2 separate regions of the Homo sapiens genome follow, and region 2 is linked to region 1. Evidence: chromatin contacts called from ENCODE Hi-C or POLR2A ChIA-PET data. All regions are on one chromosome and are shown on one strand. The core of a region is the stretch at or near the end of the contact, and the rest is flanking DNA. Distances in the headings are between cores, read along the strand shown. Region 1 overlaps TTC3 (tetratricopeptide repeat domain 3). Region 2 holds the start of VPS26C (VPS26 endosomal protein sorting factor C).

Region 1 (6,709 bases), core at 1,163-3,662:
GTCTAACAGAAATGATGAGCACTGTGGAAATTCTAACAACAAATGTGAAGTAATTCCAGAAAGCACCAGTGCAGTAACAAACATTCCACACGTGCAGATGGTTGCCATACAGGTAAGAGTTAAATAGAAAAGTCTTCTTAATACTGAAGTTAAATTTTCCTTTTCATTTTTCATTGCCGTTATATTTGCAAGAATCCTTAAAGTTGATTGACTTTATAATGATTACTGAAGCTTTTGCCTGAAAATACTTTTAAAATATGAACTCTTTTGTGAGGCATGACAGGTAATCTTCTCAGAAAGAAGCTTGGGTCCAATAAACAATACCCATCTTTGCTACTGAAATTCTACACAGATTGAGAAATAAGACAGCAGGTGGAGCCAAAACGTCATCCTAAGAATTAATAAAGGTGCTGGAGGAGAAGGTGGCTGTTTGTAGGAAAGTTCAAGTGCTAGCTGGAAGTGTAGCCTGCATCACAGTGCCTTACCTGCCAGTTACAGGAGGGCCCACCTGGAGGCCTTCCAGCGTGGGGTGCCTGCCCCATAGGACTTAGCGCATGAAGGAGGAAGGGAAAATGTGCTGGCAGCTCCTCAGAAAGAGAAGGAAAAAGGAAGACTCTGACCTACACAGGCCCAGCTTCTCCTGTCAAACCAGGGGAGGAATGAGAATGTTAAAAAGAGACAGCCAGGTAGAAACAAGAGGGATGTGTATGAGTTCTTTCCTAACAAGGAAGAGATGAAATCAAGATTCTCCTATGGTTGCCTTTATAGGGTATGAATTCATTAAATCCTTATTGAATTGCCCCACTCATTATGTTTTCTAGGAAGCTTTGAAAAAAATAGGTTAAGAGCAATGGATCATAATCATTTCCAGATATGCTAATTCTAAATAACTTTCCTAATATACATGTTTACGGAAAGCATGGAACATGATCTAAATGGGAAAAAAAACTTGAAAAAATTGTGGGTGTGTTTTAAAGTGTTACTACTTGATGGGCTTATTTTACTAGAGCGATTGAGATAAAGTGAATTTTATTTTTTGTTTTGCCCACAGGTATCTTGGAACATAATACACCAAGAAGTCAATACTGAGCCATATAATCCTTTTGAGGAACGACAAGTGAGTCAAAATTACATTAAACTGTTTAAAGGTTTAGTTTTCATTAATTTATCTAGATGGAATGATGAACTAGAACTATTTTGGAGTCAGCTTATTCCACACAAAGTTATCATGGAATAAGCTTGAGAACATAACAAAAAAATGATTTTGTTTTTATTGTTGAAATTTGAGAAGGGAAGGAAAAGGTAATTTTTTTCCAGCATACTTATTTCAAATTATAACAGCGTTATTGTTTTATTTTATTATTTTTAAAATTTTATTTATTTTTATTTTAATTATTTTTGAGACACGGTCTCACTGTCATCCAGGCTGGCCAGCTTTATTGTTTTAACTGGTATAATGAGCATATAATAATTTATAAGTAAGCTTATTCATGCGAATAATACAGAAAGATAAAGACCTTCTCTACTATAATAATGATTCAATTAGAAAACCTACTAATATAATTTAGTTCGTTAATATGCATCATAAGAGAAAAGTTGTCTTATCAACTCAAAGTTGCTGTAAAGGTATTGGATAAAATTCAGGTCACTGTCTTGACCAAAACTAGTAAGAAAATGGGAATTGATGAATATTTCTCAACATGCTAATATTTTAAGCCAAAAGCCATCATCTTGCTTAATGGTAAAACATCACCATTAATATTTATTGTTATCCTGGGTATATTAACTGAGAAAGCAGATATGAGAAAGAAAGAAGATAGAAAAGAGGAGATGTGAGTATCATTATTTACAGAGGCTAGGGCTGTGTACCAGGAAAATCCAAAATGATCAACTGAAAACCTACACTAACCTATATAAACCTATACTTGTATATAAAAATATATATAAACAATTACCTGTTAGAAAGTATGTTGAAAGAAAATATTTTCAATACCAAAAAAGAGATAAAATACTTAAATGTATATAAAGAAAAATTTTTAAATGCTATGGAGAGACACATAGAAGCCTTAAATGAAAAGATATTTCATGTACTTGGATAAGAACACATATTATGATAATGAGATTGGTTCTCCCTAAAGCTTTTTAAAATTTAACACAATCCCAGTATATACATGAACAGGGCAAATTAGTTATGTATATTGCTGTATATATAACAAACAACCTCAAAAGCTAGTGGCTTAAAACAGTAAAATATTTCACAATTGTGAAATCTCACAATTTCGCTAAGTCAGGCATTCAGGAGCAGTTTAGTTGGATGCTTCTGGAGATTCTCATGTAGCTAGCCAAGATGTTGACCAGGGCTTGGTCATCTGCGGGAGTAACTGGGCCCAGAGGTTCTACTTCCAAGATAGCTCACTCACATGGCTGGCAAGCGGATGTTGGCAGTTGTCAGGAAGCTTCAGTTCCTTGCCTTGTGGACCTCCACCTAGCCCTGCTTGACCTCATGGGGCTGGCTTTTCCCAGAGTGTGTGATACCAGGCAGAAGCGGCAGTGCTTTAGGAAGTCACAAATTATCACTTCTGCGCATTCTCTTGGTCACATAGATCAATCCACCAACCCTGATACATGGTAGGAGAGGTCTATACAAGGCTGTGACTAACAAGAGGCCTGGTTACTGCACAGGATTAATTTGAAACTAGACAAATTGATTTTAAACTTCATATGTAAAAATGAACATCAAGAATGGGTATGGAAGAGAAACTAAGAAAAGGAGTTGTGCAACTAAATATCAAAACACAATATAAATCTATCTATATTACCACATACATAGACCATTAATATGAGAGTGCCTGGCCAACATGTTGAAACCCCGTCTCTACTAAAAATACAAAAATTAGCCAGGTGTGGTAGCTTACCTGTAATCCCAGCTACTTGGGAGGCTGAGGTAGGAGAATTGCTTGAACCTGGGAGGCGGAGGTTGCAGTGAGCCAAGATCACGCCAGTGTACTCCAGCCTGGGCGACAGAGTGAGACTCCATCTCAGTCAGTCAATCAAGATGGTAGATTGGCTGGGTGTGGTGGCTCATGCCTGTAATCCCAGCACTTTGGGAGGCTGAGGTGGGTGGATCACGAGGTTAGGAGTTTGAGACCAGCTGGCCAACATAGTAAACCCCATCTCTACTAAAATTAAAAAAAATTAGCTGGCCGTGGTGGTGGACACCTGTAACCCCAGCTACTTGGGAGGCTGAGGCAGGAGAATCGCTTGAACCCAGGAGGCACAGGTTGCAGTGAGCCAAGATTGCGCCACTGCACTCTAGCCCGGGCGACAGTGCGAGACTCTGTCTCAAAAAAAAAAAAACAAAAAACAAAACCGAAGATGGCAAATTATCAGTGAGCAAAAACTGGATTATTAAATACATAGGAGAAATGGATTGCCATCTAGAAAAAATCAATCTTGGTCCCTACCTCATTCCTTATACCAAAATAAGTTCCAGGCAGATTAAAGATTTTAGCATAAAAAATGGACCTATAAAAGTATCCAGGAAAAAAACGGGAAAAATTTTTTGTAAGATCAGTAAACAGCATGGGAAAAAAGAATGTTTATATTCATATACACATGCATGTAATGTGTATATCCTATATGCATAGCATATGTATGACAACAAATACATACACATACACATATCAAAACACAGGAGAGAAACAAGGAAAATTATGTGCAGTGTGAAACAGATAGAGAACTAATTTCCTTAACAACAAAGTTTCTATAAATCAGTAAGGAAAAGATCAACAATCTGTCACAAAGATGAGAATGGATGTGAATAGACAATTCACAATGAAAGAAATACAGATGATTTTTAAACATATAAACAGATGCCCACCCCACTTGAAATAGGAAAAGCAATCATTCACATTTTGAAAGATAGTGAAACTGAAATTTCTGGGAAGGCAGTTAGGAATCGATCTGCACTCATATATGTATAGAGAGACCAGTGAGCCAAGGGGATTTGTATGTTTGTTTTGTCTGTATTTGAATCAGCAGAAAATTGAATACAATCTAAACCTCCATCAATAGCGGACTAGTTAAATTATGATATACCTATAAAATGAAATATCATGCTGTCATTTAAAAAGCAGTTCTATAGTTAGATATGGAATGTTTGACAAGATCAATGTCTAGTTAAGTAGGAAGAAGGTCAGAGCTTGTGTTTCCTGCTGCTATTTGTACAAATAGTGTTTAGTTTTTGCTAATGATAAAATAATATATAGAGTTCTTAAATTTTTTAAATGAATAATACCAAAAATTATGAAAGAGAAATTGAAAATCATCTACCTTCCCATCACTCATGTTAATATTTTGATGTGTAGCCTTCCAGGATGTTTGAACATTTACATATAATTAAACAATAGTTTTTAAAAGATGGGATCACAGCATATATATTTTATTTGAAATTTGCAGGCTTCAATTAATATATTGTAGACTTGTTTCCATATCAGTAAATACGATTTATAGCATCATTTTAAATGGATACTTGGTTTTCCATTTTATTAATGTGTGATCATTTATTTGACCAATTTCTTGTTGTTGAACATTTAGATTGTATCAGCTTTTTATGCTTACAGGCAGTCTTATAGTGAACATTTTGGCCTGTTTACTGTTGTTGAAGTCTTATGCTGTGCTTAGCTTTAAACCAGGTAGGCTCTGTTGTTTAATGAGTCAGTGCTTTTGACCATCAAATGAATGTTTTTATCAGTGATGGGAATGTTCACAAATGCTTTCTTAAATTAGCTGTTAGTTTTAGGACCTTGATGCTAGTATAGGTGATTGCTGGCTTCTCAACCAGTGAGAATTGCATTTGAATCCCAGCATTGCTACTTTCTCCTGGGACTTTGAGAAGTTGCATCACTTGGTTCTCTGATCTATTAAAGGCAAACATAATGTATTTCTCACAGAAGTATCGTGAAGTTTAAATGTAATAACATAGAGGTGGCATTTAGCTTCCTGCCTGTCTCTGTTGGTAATTTGGGGCATGTAAATTCATTCACGACAGCAAGTTACTATTCACTGTGATCCTTTTGCTGAATTAAGAATTAAAATGGAGGTAACTAAAGTCTTAAACCATAAAGTTTTGCTCCTGGTTGATAGTAAGGTTGACTGTTTAATTAATTTAGTTAAGCATGGACTCTATTTATAGTACTAAACTTTCGGTCTGAGCAGACAAAGTGGCATGCTCCAAGGCAAAAGGGCATGTATGGTCAATCTGACCATAATTCACAGTTCTCCAACTGATCATTCACAGAGTTTCAAATACTTGATTCCCTGCTTTTTTACACTTGAAAGATACTAAGGTATTGGGGGAAGGTACAGGAAATGTCAGAGCTGGACCAGGTTTGTGCCTGGGATAGATTTCTAAAGCCTGGCTGCCACAGGGAGGACAGTTACCTGCAGCTGGAGAAGCTGCCAGCATCAAACAGATGCTCTTTCAGAGTTATATGCAGTTTGAAAGGTTTTAAAAAATAATTACATAAATGACATTTATTGTTTGCCAACAGAATGGTTTCTGGGTTTGGGGTTTTTTTTGTTGTTGTTAAGCTGGTGCAAGAAATATAACTGACAATAATTCATAGATAATATTTTAATTTGTCATTTTGAAATAACCAGCAACTATTTATTTGAAACACCTAAAAGTAAAGCCAAAGTTAAAATGTTCTGTTTATATCTAAAATATGTATAATATGTGCAGCTTTTTAAACCTAATAAATAATCGTTGGTGTTAATTGTGGAGAGTGACATTTAAATCAAACTGTTGATCTGGTATTGAACCCTTCTAAAGCAAATATTCAGAACTAATTATAGTATAGATTGGAGAATTTATGAATTTCAATAATATGAATGATTATATTTATAAAAGTGCTGGTTTTGCTAAGCAGTGTTTAGGGGTTTTTAATTCCTGAATGATTGTGACATTTCCCTTGTAAATTTTCATCTGCTTTTTACTCTCCTTTGTTTATTTTAAGAAACAGTAAAGAACAAGATCATAAGTAGGCATTTTAAATGATTTTTAATAGATTGTTTTGTAATTCACTTTTAGGGGGAAATTTCACGGATTGAAAAGGAGCACCAAGTATTACAAGACCAACTTCAAGAAGTGTATGAAAATTATGAGCAGATAAAACTTAAGGGCTTAGAAGAGACCAGGGACCTGGAAGAGAAGTTGAAAAGGCACTTAGAAGAAAACAAGGTAATCCTGTCTGAAACCTGTCTTTAATTGCATGTAGCATAGTTAGGAGAATGTGAGTGTAGCTGTGCTTGTGCGGCCTCAGCTGAACTTCTGCATTGGTGGCTAAACAAAAGATTCTTTCTCAGAATCGCCTGCTTCAGATTTCTTCATGACATATTAAAGTGGCTGTTGCCATGCTTTAGAACTTCTGCAAACTGCCTTATGAGAAAGGGGCTGTAAGTCTGGGTTTTCGTTTAGCTATAGTTCAGTTTCCCTGGTTAACTAAAACTCTATTTTATGGTGACTGAGCTCTGAGGTAAATTCTTGTTTATATTGAGAGGCAGCATAGGAATAGAGGTTCAGAATGAGAGCCCTGGAGACAGACTGGCTGGGTTCAGATCTAGGCATGGTTCTATACTAGTTCTAATCTTGGGCAATTTACTTAACTTCTCTGTGCTTTAGTTCCTTACCTGGAAAATGTGAGTAATA
Region 2 (6,140 bases), core at 3,231-5,730, 98 kb after region 1:
GCCTCCCGGGTTCAAGTGGTTCTCAAACCTCAGCCTCCCAAGTAGCTGGGATTACAGGCGTGCACCACACCCAGCTAATTTTTGTATTTTTAGTAGAGATGAGGTTTCGCCACGTTGGCCAGGCTGGTCTCAAACTCCTGGGCTCAAGTGATCTGCCTACCTCGGCCTCCCAAAGTGCTGGGATTACAGGTGTGAGTCACCGCACCCAGCTGGGATATTACATTTTAACGTTTATATTTTTTAAATGCTTCAACTGTAATTTTTAAAAAATCATTTTGTCAGTGAGTATTTTTTCTTAAAAAAAAGGTCAATTTTAAATCTAAGTATAACTTAGGTTTCTCTGGTGTCCACAGAATCAAGCCATTTTCAAATGCTTCCACAACTAAGATACTGAAAAGCACAATAACAGAATCAGCATATATTCAAAGTAGAAGTCATATCAGTCTCTTTTTATTGAAATATCACAATGTTATTCACAGCACTCCTACGAAATGAATAACAACATTTCTATATTACAAATTCCTCCATTTTGCATAAATGGCCACTCCTAGGGAGGCAGAATAATAGAGTGTTCAATGGACATGCTTTGAACTGGAACTGATCTGAGTTGGAATCCAGACTCTGTCCAATTAGTCGGGTGAAGTTCTTCAACTTGTCTAGTTGGGTTATGAAATTCATCAACTTGTCTAAGCCACCATTTCCTCATTAGAAAAATGAGAGTGATACTGCCTGGCTGTCAAACCCTACCCCAGAACCTCTGCTGGAACATAAGCTTGCCTTATGTGCTTACGCTGACAAACACGTTTCACTTGAAAGACAATCACTTAATGACCTCAAGCCTGGGATAGTACTGCTTAGGATCAGGCTAAAGTAGGTGGCAGTCACCTCAAGCAACCCATAAGAATTGTAGGCATGGTGCTCTGGCAGGTCCATAGGTAAGTCAAATCTTTGGTAACTGAATCTTTACTGTCACTGTTGAGATGTACGGAGAAAAGAGAAAATGTGTATGCTATCAGCTCCATTGCAGCCAGCTAAGGGTGAGGAGGATAGGAGAGAAGGGCCGCTTCTCCCACAACCACAGCGCAAACTAGATGTGACATATGCACTGTCTGCAGTCAATGAGGCCTCCTCAAGGACCAGACAGCAAGGATCCTGCTACGTGAGGCTTGGAAAACAGCCATGACAGTGCTGGCTGCCTACTCCACCTACCCTGAATTACAGATCATGGAGTCTAGCACATGAGTCATGGGCACACATGTCAGAGATTTTTGTCAATTGATTAATTAGTTTAATAACTTTCTCTTTTCTGTCGCCTTTTAAAAAAACATAGCAACCATCTATTTGGAAGTTATACTGGTTTTTCTTTTATATTCACCATATAAGGTTTCCTTTAAAATGCATGTAAGTATAAAAAGTGACTGAAGGTTGAGAGAAGCTGCCTTCAGCCATCAATTGCAGATGCTGTTCCTTATACTAGCACCAGGAGATGTAGTCTAAGGGACAGAGCTGACTCTGTCTTCAACTCTGTGACCCGCAGGAAGTGGTCCTGGCTGTGTATGACTTCTGCTGGGGCAACTTTACCATTCCACTGCTTGTGTCTTTTCTAATGTACTTTTCATTACTTGTATCATATTTAAAACCACAGAAAATATCTCAGCATCCCAGCTGGAGTAACATTTCTGAAGAGAACATGCTAACTTGTTAATGAAATAATGAATACTAAAGTTAAATGCATATATAGTCTCCTGTCACTGCCCTCCCATTGTTATTTTGAAACATTTCCAAGCTCCAGAAAAGTTACGAGAATACAAAGTAGTGGAAAAATTGGAACCGTCATACAGTGCTGGTAGACTGTAAAGTGGTGCAGACATTTTTGGAAAATAATTTGGCAACTCTTCAAAAAGTTAAAGTAGCTCAGCAAAATCCACTCCTAGGTATATATCCAAGAGAAATGAAAACATCCTCTCACATAAAAACTTGTACTAGAATGTTCATAACATTATTAATAGCGAAAAGGTAGAAATAACTCCAATGTCCATCAAGAGACCAGTGGTTAAACAAAATATGATCTATCCATACAATGGAATATTATTCAGCCACAGAAAGGAATGAGGAACTGACTCATGCTATGACAAGCATGAACACTGAACATTACTCGAAGTAAAAGAAGCCTGTCAGTCAAAAGGGCCACATAGTGTACGATTCCATTTATATGAAATGTCAAGAATAGGCAACTCCAGAGACAAAGTCAATTTGTGACTGCCAGGGGTCAGGAGGGAGGGGGAATGAGGAGTGACAGCTAATGGGTTCAGGGTTTCTTTTTGGGGTGAAAATGTTCTAGAATTAGATCGTGGTGATGGGTGTGCAACTCTGCAAATACACTAAAAAACTACTGAATTGTATACTTTCAAAGGGTAAATTTCGTATTTTAAATTATCTTTATAAAGCTGTTTTTAAAAAGAATACAAAGTAGACCCATGTAGCTTTTAACTTCATTCAGCAATTGTTAGTATTTTGCCACATTCACTTTCTTTCTCCTATACACATATGTGCATAAACATATGTGCACAGTCTACGGCTTGACACTTTGATCCTAAATACTTCAGCATGTGGAGTATTCTACATAACCAAAATATAAATATTACACTGGAGAAATTCAACACCAATATACAACAATTATAGTCCATAGTCGAATTTATATTTTATCAGAAATTAAGCATTCTATTTGGTTCTCATGTCCCTTTAGTCTTATAGTCTAGAAAAATTATCTCGCCTTTATTTTTTGACACTGATATTTCCGAAGAATCCACGCTACTTGTTTCACAGAATGCCCTTCAATTTGGATATTCCTTATTGTTTCCTTATGAACTGATACGGATTAAACATTTTTGGCAGGAATACTACATAGGTGAGTTGTGGCCTTCTCTGTGCATCATGCCAAGGGGTACCGAATGTCAGTCGTCTCATTAGTTGTGATGGTGAAGTGGTGTTCATTGTTGTGCTTGGCTAGAGGAGTGTGACTACCAGATTTCTCCATTATAAAGGTAGCTTTTTCTCTTTTTTTTTTTTTTTTTTTTTTTTTGAGACGGGGTCTCACTCTGTTGCCCAGGCTGGAGTGCAGTGGCACAATCTCGTCTCACTGCAGCCTCCGCCTCCCGGGTTCCAGCGATTTTTCTGCCTCAGCCTCCCTGGTAGCTTGGATTAGAGGCGTCCGCCACCACGCCCGGTTAATTTTTGTATTTTTAGTAGAGACCAGGTTTCACCATGTTGGCCAGGCTGGTCTCGAACTCCTGACCTCAGGTGATCCGCCCGCCTCGGCCTCCCAAAGTGCTGGTAATACAAGCGTGAGCCACCGCGCGGGCCAGATTTTTCCCTTTGTAATTAACCATCAAGGGGATGACCATTTGAGCTTGTGTAAATAAGAGCAGGCTTCCCTAGTTGTCTTTTGCCCAAAAGTTTTAGCATCCATCCAAGACCTTTGTCTGAAATTCTGTCCCTTTTGAGATTACTTTGCATTAATATGACCAACCACTGCGATCAATTTTATTCCAAAGAGTGTTGGGGCTGTGATTTCAACCCTAGCTGCACATATATCACCGGTATCGCTGGGAGTGGAACCCAAGCAATCATATTTTAAAATTCTCCAGGATGACTGATTCTGATGTAGAGTAAGGGTTGAGATTCCCCGAGTTAGAGGAACCTTACAACACCCTCATTTGCAAATAAGGACACTGAGGCCCAAGGAGGTTAAATGACTGGCCAATGTCACAAAACCTGTTAATGGCATAGTCAAGATTTTACTTTTTTATACTTGCATTTTAATAGCCATTCCTTTGTGTCAGTCGAAGAATAAAACCAGAAAAAGCAGTAACTTTCGTAGTATGTTAGTATGTTGTTAAAAGTGACTACCATCTAATATATGCTGCCGCCAGACATACCCATTTCTGCTTCCAAGGTTTGTTTTAGCTTTCGTTCATTAGACCTTTGCGGTCACCTTAGGAGAGAGGGAAAGGGGAGTTTGGTCGTCAACTCCTCCGCCCTCAGCGCTCACTGAGGGAGCTCAAGCCTGAGAACCCAACACCGCCGGGTGTTCAAGGGGCCAGATGGGAAGAGCGCAGCCCCGGAGCTGGGCGCCTGCCCTGCACGTCCCGCAGATGCGGCGGCGGCGCCTGCCCTGGGGCCTCCTCGCAGGGCAGCCAGCCTCGCGCGGGAAGCACCTGGCGGGGACGCACCTGGCGGGAACGCACCCACCTTGGCGGAGACGCACCTGGCGGGACAGCCCTGCCCCGCCTAGGGACGCGGGACGTGCGCAGAGCGATGGAGACAGCGGAACCTGCAGACCCGCCCAACCCCACCTCCATCCCCACCCCCAGCCCCCACTTACCCCGGCGTGATAAACTTTATTCGCTCTTTTAATCTTGATGTCCAGGGCGGTCCCCATCTCCAATTCTCCGCAGCAGCCGCCACTTCCGGCTGCGCGTGACCCCAGGGAAACAAGGGGCGCCTCCCCGCTTCGTTCTGGGCCCCGCCCCTTTCCCTCTCTGCCGGCAGTGGCTCACGTGACCTCGCAGCGGCGTCGCACACACTCCCTAGCTCCGAGGGGCGAATGCCCACGCCTTCCTCCTTCCGGCACAAGAGCCGGCCTTAGTGCGGGCCGAAGCGCTGTCACGGTTCACCCCGCCCCCTCTGGGCGTGAAAGACGGGGCCAAGCTAGCCCCACCCCTTCCGTAGGGACAGTCTTACGCCGGAAATGCTCCTTTGCTGTCCGGGTTAGCGGAGGGAGGGAGGAACGGCTCTCCCCGCGTGCCCCGCGGCTGGAGGCGGAGCCGAGCCTGTCTGTCGGTTGCAGCCTGCGCAGGAAGGATGACGCTCCCGTCAGGCTGTGCGGCGCAGACGGTCGCCCAATGGAGTTGTCTTTCAGGAGGTTTTAACTTGGTAATGCCTGCCCTCCTCAAATGTCCTTAGTCTCCTCAACTCTAGCCCTCCACCGCTTTCTCCCTGGGGTTCTGAAGAGCCGGCGCCCCCTTGTCTGTCTGCGGCCAGGCGCCGCACCCTGCCCTTCCCGCGGGAGCGGTTCCGGTCACCCTCAGGGGTGCGGCCCCTGCGTGCTAGTCCTGCAAAGCGCTGATTGGCCGGCGGCTCGGTTGCCTCGCGTCCCAGCGCCAGCTGGGCCTAGGGCCAAGGTCTCGGGAAGCGCCGGGTGACCTCGCTCCTCTCGGAGCCGCGGGCGCTGGGTCACCCGCCAGCCGGGCTCCGCGGGCCGCGAGGGATTGTGGGTGTTCCCCAGGCGCGTGTCCTGGAACCGGGTGTTAAATATTCAGATCCGTGCGCCCCGCGTGAAGGGTGGAAAGGCACGGCCCCCAGGCTCTGGGGCTTGGAGATTGGTTGCAAATGAAAGACTGAAAGCTGGAGTGAATCTGCCTATTATTTTTATTCCCAGCAACAGCTGACCCCAGATACAGTTTGTGGGGGTGGGGGGCGTTACTGCAGGGCAGGGCAGTGCACTGTTAACGTACTTCGTTTATTGAGTTAAAATCTCTTGTAAATGTTATAAATGAGGATTTTGCCAATAAGCAGAAGGTCAAATTTCATTTTGACAAATGATTTAATTAAATAATGCGGTGAAAAGTGCTTTTTGTTTAAATTCTTTGCTTTTTGTTTAAATTCTTTGATTCTGATCATTATTTTTTAAAGTGCATTGCTTTTGGGATAACATCAGAAACTATCTGTAAAAAGAATTAGTATCACGAATGCCTCCCTCTTAAGAATATAAAATGTTTTACAGGCCAGCAGTGATGGTGCTGCAGCTACAATTGCATTTGAAGGTTAATAAATGGTATTTTCAAATATTCAGGTCTTGGTTTGCAGCTCCTCTCTGCCCTCAGGGCTTTGGTCTCTGTCTTCAATGTTTTCCTGGCAATTCAAAACTCAGCGATTTTAGAACAATTCATTAGGGACTTGAAAATCACAGTCTAGTCTATTTGAATTCAAGAAGTGGATCCCTTTCCGCTAGACTCACCCATCATTTTCAAGTGGTAAAAAATCAATCTCAGTAGACACTGCAGAGAAACAGGAAAAGAAACACATGTATCAACATTGTATACTTGGTTTTTTTGTTTTGTTTTGTTGTTGAGACGGAG

The links. Hi-C counts contacts between places; a loop is a spot of excess contacts on that map. ChIA-PET counts read pairs that join two places held with the same protein, here RNA polymerase II (POLR2A). Pooled maps may share reads with other maps.
Region 2: a map of GM12878 shows a loop between it and region 1 (4-fold over the local background). The contact joins the promoter of VPS26C here to the enhancer-like site in region 1. A Hi-C loop is called at or near these places in 2 of 168 maps with a recorded cell type or tissue (GM12878 and naive thymus-derived CD4-positive, alpha-beta T cell), 13 of 37 single-sample maps with no recorded cell type and 13 of 50 pooled maps. POLR2A ChIA-PET finds 5 or more read pairs at or near these places in 5 of 52 experiments (GM12878, H1, MCF 10A and 2 more).

Annotation. Positions count from the first base shown.
Region 1 is chr21:37,166,504-37,173,212 of GRCh38, forward strand. It overlaps TTC3 (tetratricopeptide repeat domain 3), which reads left to right. Exons shown (of 46, transcript NM_001330683.2): 33 at 1-112; 34 at 1,052-1,117; 35 at 6,092-6,241. Among named protein-coding and RNA genes, the nearest start is that of TTC3-AS1, 24 kb to the right of the region's middle. Within about 2 kb of position 2,413, at least 2 of the 41 ENCODE cell types and tissues checked have a DNase peak (open chromatin) inside an H3K27ac peak, as active enhancers do.
Region 2 is chr21:37,262,854-37,268,993 of GRCh38, forward strand. VPS26C (VPS26 endosomal protein sorting factor C) reads right to left here and starts at 4,481. Exons shown (of 8, transcript NM_006052.2): 1 at 4,385-4,481. The coding sequence starts at 4,441. RefSeq lists silencers at 4,077-4,386, 5,127-5,286 and an enhancer at 4,527-4,586.